3 separate regions of the Mus musculus genome follow, and regions 1 and 3 are each linked to region 2. The links are chromatin contacts, found by Hi-C or POLR2A ChIA-PET in ENCODE. All regions are on one chromosome and are shown on one strand. Each heading gives the region's core, a stretch centred on a gene start or an enhancer-like site at or near the end of the contact. The rest is flanking DNA. Distances are from core to core; before and after follow the strand shown.

Evidence for each region. Hi-C counts contacts between places; a loop is a spot of excess contacts on that map. ChIA-PET counts read pairs that join two places held with the same protein, here RNA polymerase II (POLR2A).
Region 1: POLR2A ChIA-PET joins it to region 2 with 10 read pairs in Patski. The contact joins the enhancer-like site here to the promoter of 2810408I11Rik in region 2. A Hi-C loop is called at or near these places in 11 of 37 maps with a recorded cell type or tissue (Patski, T-helper 1 cell, T-helper 17 cell and 5 more). POLR2A ChIA-PET finds 5 or more read pairs at or near these places in 4 of 5 experiments (Patski and embryonic stem cell).
Region 3: a map of heart shows a loop between it and region 2 (7-fold over the local background). The contact joins the promoter of Fzd5 here to the promoter of 2810408I11Rik in region 2. A Hi-C loop is called at or near these places in 3 of 37 maps with a recorded cell type or tissue (T-helper 1 cell and heart). POLR2A ChIA-PET finds 5 or more read pairs at or near these places in 4 of 5 experiments (Patski and embryonic stem cell).

Annotation. Positions count from the first base shown.
Region 1 is chr1:64,632,125-64,634,824 of GRCm38, reverse strand. No RefSeq gene overlaps it. Among named protein-coding and RNA genes, the nearest start is that of Mettl21a, 16 kb to the right of the region's middle. Within about 2 kb of position 1,398, at least 1 of the 3 ENCODE cell types and tissues checked has a DNase peak (open chromatin) inside an H3K27ac peak, as active enhancers do.
Region 2 is chr1:64,689,366-64,692,065 of GRCm38, reverse strand. It overlaps 2810408I11Rik (RIKEN cDNA 2810408I11 gene), which reads left to right and starts at 1,407. Exons shown (of 2, transcript NR_038009.1): 1 at 1,407-1,602. It overlaps Ccnyl1 (cyclin Y-like 1), which reads right to left and starts at 721. Exons shown (of 10, transcript NM_001097644.1): 1 at 666-721. The coding sequence starts at 675.
Region 3 is chr1:64,736,381-64,739,080 of GRCm38, reverse strand. Fzd5 (frizzled class receptor 5) reads left to right here and starts at 1,331. Exons shown (of 2, transcript NM_022721.3): 1 at 1,331-1,948; 2 at 2,228-2,700. The coding sequence starts at 2,481.

The DNA of each region.
Region 1 (2,700 bases), core at 149-2,648, 57 kb after region 2:
TGTTGTATGTAACTCCTGGATTATGAAAATCCAATGTTTTTTTTTTTTTCCGTTGAATCCTCTCCAACTCTTAGGAGTTTCTCTTCATGAAATTCTCACTTTCCTATAATAAAGTTTTCTGCTTTGCTTACTTCCACCCGTGTTCACACCCTTAACTTTCATTGGCCTGGGCTGTGAGCTTAGGAGCCACTATCCTGGGTCAATCTTTGATGAGTATCCATCCCACTTCTTAGTTTCTTGAGTGATATACAACTGGATCATGAAAGGCTCTGTTACTGTCAGAAACGTGGAATCATCAGTGATCAGATTCAGTGTAATAAATAGTTTCATAATACAGGGAGTCAGCTCTTCCGTGTTTTATGGGATAATTGTGGCGTAATTGCCGCAGAGTGATGGTGGCACTTTGGACATGACAAAGAGAAGACAAAGTGCTTCCTTTGAGATAGAAGGCACAGATAGTAGTACAGATACTGAAAGAGATCATATTCTTGTAAATTTCATTAGAGCATATTGCTACAATTGCTCTATTGTATCTAATTCATGAGTTCACCTTTCTCTCTCTCTCTCTCTCTCATGTGAGAGAGAGAGAGAGAGAGAGAGAAGACTTAATTCTTTTCATAGTTCTAAGCATCTGCTGATTATACTGAAGCAGGTTTCCTGCTGGCTAGTGGTGTGTGTGTGTGTGTGTGTGTGTGTGTGTGTATGTGTGTGTGTGTGTGCATGTGTGTGTGTAAAATGCTAGGGATCAAAACTAGGGTCTTGTACATGGTATGCAAGTGCTGTAATTCTGTGGCACTGAGCTACACTCCCAGCCTGCTTTCTTTCTGCTATTACTGTTCTCCCATCACTGACAATGTAGAGAGAGCTCGCAGTATCTTTAACGTGACAAGGACTGAGCTCTTGCTCTCGCTCTGAGAAATGGCCTTGCTCTGTAACTCATACTGCTTGAGACTTACTTTATGGTCCAAGGTGGCCTCAAATTTGCAGTCCACTTTTCTCTGTCCCACTCCTGGGGGCTGCCTTTACAGGCACATCACTAAAGGCAGTCGTAATGTTGAGATATGCCCCTGCACAGCCAAGGCTCTTTGATCAGCTTCAAGCCCATAATGCAAGGAAGAGGGCTTCTTCTGAGGGAACCAGTAGCTGGAACCTTAGCTCTTCTGTGATGTGATCAGTATTACATCTGCTCTTGGCTCCAGAAGATGCTTTTCTTGGTTCTTCACCTTTAATTCTAGGTACCTCTCCTGTTGTATACATCCACATATTCAGCAAAACACATGCACTCCCACGAAAAAGCCTGTTTTGAGAGAAAGCTTCTCTATCCAGCTCTTTCTCTCTAAGCCTTCTTTGCTCCTGATTCAGCCCTGTGAACGCAGGTTTATATTTAGCCCCACTTGGAGTCTCCATATGTTCCTTCTAAAAACATTTCCTATTAAGGAACTTGCAGTTTTGCTCTCTTAGAGAAATGCTGAGTGAACATGCATGAGGTGGGTCATGTGTCTGGCATCATGTCTGACTGAAGCAGGCATTAGGGAATACCTCACAGAAAGTTCTCCTGTCTGCCGCCTGAGTTCATCTTCCTGAGTATCAGCTATTTCTTGCCTTTACCCACTGTCTGGATACCACTCTGCTTCGAGGAGTGGAGAGGCCCGAGACTGGAAGACATCACAGCATGAGGGGAAACAGGAAGAGACACAAATGACCTCTTGTAGGTGGAGAGCAGCCGTGATGTTTGGGCTAACAGGGCAGAGCTAGCTTGGAGTTCCCAGACAAAGCGAAGTGTCTGGGTGCCAAGCACTGGCTGTTTTGTTTCTTAATCTCCTCCTCTTTTTATTTTAGTATTATTTTTAATTATTTCTCTTTAATTTTTTTGAGATTATGATATAGTTACATCATTTATTCCTTCCTTCCCTTACTCTCTCCAAACCTCCATATACCTCTCTTTGCTCTCTTCCAAACCTGTGGCTTTTTGTTTTGTTTTGTTTTGCTATATACATATAAGTATATGAAGTGGAAACTTAAGGGTTCTTTGGAAAGTCGGTTGGATGGTGTTTTGCTGGGGCAAACACATGAAGGAACGTTTAGCTGCAGCAGACACAGGTGAAAGGATGTTCTGCTAAAGCAAGCACATGAAAGGACGGGATGCCTCACTAATGACACGAGCACGCATTGCTCTGCCTTACATTGTGTAGTTGAGCTGCGTTTGCTGGGACTCCATAGAGAGAAAGACACCAAAACCTTCTGGTGGTGTGCTGCAGCTTCTTGCTGTTTCCATGGACTGGGGCTGATTGGCAGAGTGATGTCAGCTGAGACAGAGGCACTTGCTGATGCCCATGCTGAAGTAAGACCTGTGGAGGACATGTGATGTTTGGAGGGAGTATAAATAGGACTTGACAGACACTGACAGAGGCTGATCTAGGTTTGCTTACAGAGCTAGCTGTGCAATGCTTACTGGTCCCCAGGTCCCCTGCCGGGCTGACTGCAGTTGAAGCTTGGTTGTCTCTGCCACCGTTGCGGATTGCTGATTCGTGTTTGCAATTCCAACTCTACCAAACTGAACTTCTGATTTCCAGACAACACAGATGAGATTTGTTCCAAAGAACCTTTCTTTGTCCACTCCCCCCGCCATCCCTGCATCCTTTTTTTTTTTTTTTTTTTTTTTGCATCACTTCTGGTGGGTGTTGGATTACAAGGGAGGTT
Region 2 (2,700 bases), core at 158-2,657:
GCCTGGAAAGAAACTAACATCTTTCACAGAAGTCTCCTCTTTCTGTGTTCCAACTATAACTGAAAGTAATAAAGCAACCTTTATTATTGAGGCTACTTTCAAAATCCTACTTAATACCATACACATTTTGGTGGCAATCTCTACTTGAACGTAAATAAGAAATCTTTAACCATGCTGAATCTAGATTGCTCTAGTATCAGTTACTCAACTCGTTCAGAGCAAGAGGAACATTATGCTCTTACCTTACGTACCATCTGCCTAAGTAAGGACAGAGAGATGGGATGGCTATTCTGAGGTTAGGGGTACCTGGGAGTTTTATTAAGAAAAGGGGCAATTATAGTCTCTTGAAGTCTTAAGTTCCACTGGACGGTACACAGCAGTACAAAGAGGAAGCGGTGCCGGGTACAGGGTCCCGGGTCAGAATGAGAGAATGGGAAGAGTGAAGAACTGGGCGTAGGGGTGGGAGAGAAACTGGCCAGACGTGGCCGAGAAAGAATAAGGGGTGGGAACACGAGCCACAGCCCTCATTCCCGGTGTCCAGGCCTGCGCCAGGAATAATCCCGGCAGGAAGGAACCCGAGGCGGCGGCCGCCTCCCAGCGGGACCCAGGGAGTCGGTGGAGGCCAGAGGTGCGCCACGGCCCGGACGCGCCCGCTGCCTCCTCACCTTCGGGCATCTCTCGGTCACTGATGTGCTGCAGGTGGTGGCCCTCGCCGGCTCCGAAATCCAACTCGGCGGGCTCCACGGCCGCAGCGGGCGCCGGCGCTACCGCCACCGCGTCCCCGGCCGCCGCCTCGTAGACCTCGGACTCGTAGTCGGGCTCTGCCGGCCCCGCGCGCCGGCCCAGCTTGGGGCTGGCATTGGGGGACACGCAACAGGTCAGCGTGTTCCCCATGGGGAGCGTCCGCTCCGCTCGGCCGACGCCTGCGCCTCCGCTCGCCCCGGACTCCGCGCCCGCCCCCTCCCCCAACAATGGCGCGGTCGGCGCCGGCAGCCCCGGGCAGAGCGGGGCTGCGCCCGCCCGCACTCGCCGCCGCGCCCGCTGCGCGCCCGCCCGCCCCGCCGCCCAGCCCGGGGCAGGGCTCCGGCCTCGGCCGCACCCCCGCCGGCTCGCCGCCGCCGCCTCCCCACAGCGGACTAGTCTGCGAGGGCGGCGACCAGCCCGGCTTATTTAAAAGGGGTGGGGACCCGACAAGCGCTGGGAGACGCAGCCACTGCGGGCCGAGAGCGCGGCCGGAGCTCCTCCTCCTTCCGTCGCCGCCTCCGAACTGAAGGCCGCTAGCCGGCTCCTGCCAACCGGAACGCGCTCCGCGGTCACCTGGTGACGGGTAGCCAATCAGACCCGGACTTCCCTCCACGCACCCGCCTACGGCCCAGGCACGTGACTCACAAAGCCCCGCCCCGTCCCTTAAGCTGAGCCGCGCGAATTCTGGTTTCCATTCATCTCGAGCTGCGCCGAGTCCGGCTCCTACTGGGGAGCTGCGGCAGTTTGTTACTCGAGGCCGCCCTTCAAGGCGGGCCCCGAAGGTCCGGCCTGGTGAAGAGTTGGTTTTGTCAGCAGTTTGGTCTCTCCATGTTTGACAGCTTCCCTTTGCTCACCCAAGTAAGTTGCACTGGACTTAGCCGGTTGTATATGGCTAAATGCTCTTCTCCTGTCTTCCCAGTGTTACGTTCTCGCTTGCAACTTGGCCATAGCAACCCCGGGGCTCGCTCCTTACTCTCAATAAAGAGTCGTGACTGTGTCTTGCATGAAACCCGAGGACACGTCACTCTTCAATTTCCTCGTACGTCAAATAAGGACCAAACTCTCGGTTCAGAAAAGCTGGGAGCCAGCAACTCCGGTTTCGCTTGTTTTCTGCCATCACAAGACAGGAGTTTCCAGACTTTGTTTCTTTAACTAGCAATGCAGAGAACAGTTTTCTCCCACAAAATAGAGAACCACACTGTGGGGTGCCCACAGTCCTAAGTGATGGGGATGGTAGAGAGCAATTGACCTTTAGCATGCACCAAGTATTGCCAACCATGCCAACCGAGCTCCCTTAGCGCTAAGTCTAAAGAGCAGTCCAATGTTCGATCTCCCAGATTTTACTGATCGGTGGCAGGGTAGGGGGAGCATGCAGAAACTGAGTAACTTTCTCAAGGTTACATGACAAGGTTACTGCTCGTGTAGGGGCCAGAATAGTCTGGATTCCAGGTTTATCTCCGAGTACCTGTGAAAGGAAGTCACGGTTAGGGAAAATGACAGAGACTGTTGGTGCTTGGTAGTGTTCATTTTAAGGAAGAGCAATCTTTTCACTTGGGGATTTTAAATATCTTCCCTAATTGAATCTTCTCGTTCATTTCTGTTCCTGAAGTCCAGCAGTCCAGGCTCCCAGTAAATTTAGGCAAATGAGAAGCAAAGATTTGGAGAATCTAGCTGTACGAGTTCACACTGCTGCTCTTGGAGTACAAACACAAATATCTGACCCCAAAGTCAATGAGGTCAAGAGTTTAGTTGTTTTCTTTTAATGTATATATTTATTGTATTTGTATGAGTACACTGTGGCTGTCTTCAGACACATCAGAAGAGGCATTGGCTCCCATCACAGATGGTTGTAAGCCATTATGTGGTGGCTGGGAATTGAACTCAGGACCTCTGGAAGAGCAGTCAGTGCTCTTAACCGCTGAGCCATCTCTCCAGACCAAGAGTTTAGATTTTATA
Region 3 (2,700 bases), core at 82-2,581, 47 kb before region 2:
AGTCAGTGAGGCCAGTTCAGAGTCCTTCAAGTACTCCTATGCCCTCCCCTACTTCAAATCCCTCCCACTCCCCTCCCCCAGCGGAAGGAGGAGTGAAGGAGCAGTCTACAATTTAAAGCCTCTTCATAAGCGTGTGAACGAATTTCAAGCATGCTAAACACCTCGGTCTCCCAGCCTAATTAGAACTCGTAGAAGAGAGGCATTTGTGGGACATTTAAAACTTGGAGTATACTAACCCATCAGGAGAGCGCCACTGCGTGTCCCTGCGTTGACTGTGCGCAGCAGGTCTTTTCACGGTTCCCACTGCCCCAGTACGCCCCGGTTATCCGGTCTCAACCTCGCCAGAGTGCACAGCAGCCAACCCTGGGGGACCAAGCACCCTGAGCTGTACACTGCTCCAGTTCAAGAGTTTTTCTCTGTGGGCAAATTCGGATCTGCCAGGGATTATAAACCGCAACTGCTAAGGACTAACGTCTCTAGAGACTTCCAAAACTGGAAAGAAATTCATTCTCTTGTCACAAGGACAAGATTTTGTTATATATAAAAGGGCAAAGCCTGGGAAATATCGATATTTCTAAGGGAGGGGTGAGTGGTAAAGATTGTGAACTCTGCTGCCCAGCTTCTGGTTTGGGATTCCAGGTCAGAGCGCCTATTGTGTGCCAGGAGCTCGCACAGGGAGGGGCACAAGTTTGTCAACGTCTCTGCTGTCTTGTTAGCTCAGCTGTGTAGGTCAAGTTCTGAGGTGTTCTGGCCTCAGAATCCTACGGTATCCAGATCGCGTATCAAGGTGTAAACGATTAACTAACACGAGGTTGCTCATTAAGTACTAGCACGTCTGTCACCTAGCACAAGGCAGCTTAGAAAGAGGACAGGTGGCACAACCGAATTGACCTCTCATCCCTTTAAACAAGCGCCAGACCTCGATAAGGACACTCAGCTGGAGAGAGGTGGCCTGGTGGAGGCCCTGGAAGCCGGCGTTCAGAGAACAGAGCCCTCAGGAAAGTGAGCACCATCCTGGTGAACCACCGCAGAGAACTCCAGAAGGACTTGGGGCCAGGTTTCCCGCCCGGGTTCTCTGGGAGGACTCATTAGCATTGACCCCGCCCTCGTAACTTCCCGGTCCACTATTGGCCGACGCTCTTCCGCTGCCCGCTCCGGGCGGGGCCGCGGGGCGCTCGCGGAGAGGCCAGGACAGCGGGGCGGTGGGCGGGGACCCGGAGAGCGATTCGTGGGACGGCCCAGCTCGGGGCAGGGCGGGAGGGGGCGGGAGGGGCGGTCCCGGGGCGGGGCCTCCCGGCGGGCATTAGAGGCAGGTGACCCGGGCGGGGCGGGAGAGGGCAGTCAGCCTGCGGCCGCGACTTGTCCTCTGCCGTCGCGCACAGCTCGGAGCTCCCTGGAGGTGGGCGAAAGAGTGCGAGAGCGCGGGGGAGGAGCCGAGCGGGGCGCGTCCCGAGAGCGCCGCCACCGCCCCCCGGAGTCTGCTGGAGCGCGGAGCCCCCTGCAGGGGAGGCGGCGAGCGGCTGGCGGGACGCGGCGGCGGGTGCGGACTATGCAGTCCCCGCCCGACCAGCGCTGGCTGCTCGCTGTGCTGTGAGGTGGCGGGGTCCCCTCCGGCTGCCGCACCCCTCCGCGCAGTTCAAGTGCTGCCCGGCGCCCTTGCCCTTCGTCCCGGCCCCGGGACGCCGGTGGAAGGCACGGCCTGCCCCTGCCTTGCTCTGCCCGAATCATGCAGGGGGCCCCGAAGGAAGAGAAGGCGAGTGACCGGCCCGCGCCGCCCATGGTCGAGGGGCGCCCTGCTCTCTGAAACGCCCTCCACCTGCTGCCATGTGTCGCCGCCACAGGTACCTAGCTTGTCGTTAAACTTTCCCAGCTCTGGCCCGATTCGGAGTCGCGCGACTGAGGAGCCCGGCTGGTCGCAGACATCTGCCGCCCAGCAGGATCCTCCGAGGTGAGAGCCCGCGTCTTCCCAGTTCACCCGGTTCCTCTGCCCCCATCTCGGGGACTGAGCTCTCTGGCCCCAGGCACAGCCTGCAGGGCCGGGCCAGAAAAGAGAGGCGGGCGCGGGCAGTGGGGTGGAGGGGGTGGGGGCGTCTGAAGTTTGGTTCTAGGAGGAGGGGAGGAAAGGAGTTAATCTTGAGATTGGAGCTGGTTTGCGGAGACCAAGTGGTTGGCGCTCCTCTAAGAGGAGTGGTTGCGATTTTTCTTTTCCCCTACCTTCTCTTTTAAGAGTTCTGTCCTTGGAGTCGGAGCCCTAATCATCCCTCCAGCCCTATCTGGTGTGGAACTGAGTGCTGCCGGCGGAGGCAGCGCCTTCCAGAAACAGTTTATCTTTGGACGGATTTCTTTAAGAGAAAAAGAAACCAACAGGTTGCCAGCCCGGGCGTCACACTCAAGACTCCGGAGAGGGAAGCCCCGGCCGCAGATTCGTCGGCCAACGCAGACCCTCTCAGGCAGCGGGAGGCAAAGGGAAGAAGGAGACGATGGCTCGACCCGACCCGTCTGCGCCTCCCTCTCTTCTGCTGCTGTTGCTGGCGCAGCTGGTGGGCCGGGCAGCGGCCGCCTCCAAGGCCCCGGTGTGCCAGGAAATCACGGTGCCCATGTGCCGAGGCATCGGCTACAACCTGACGCACATGCCCAACCAGTTCAACCATGACACGCAGGACGAAGCAGGCCTGGAGGTGCACCAATTCTGGCCGCTTG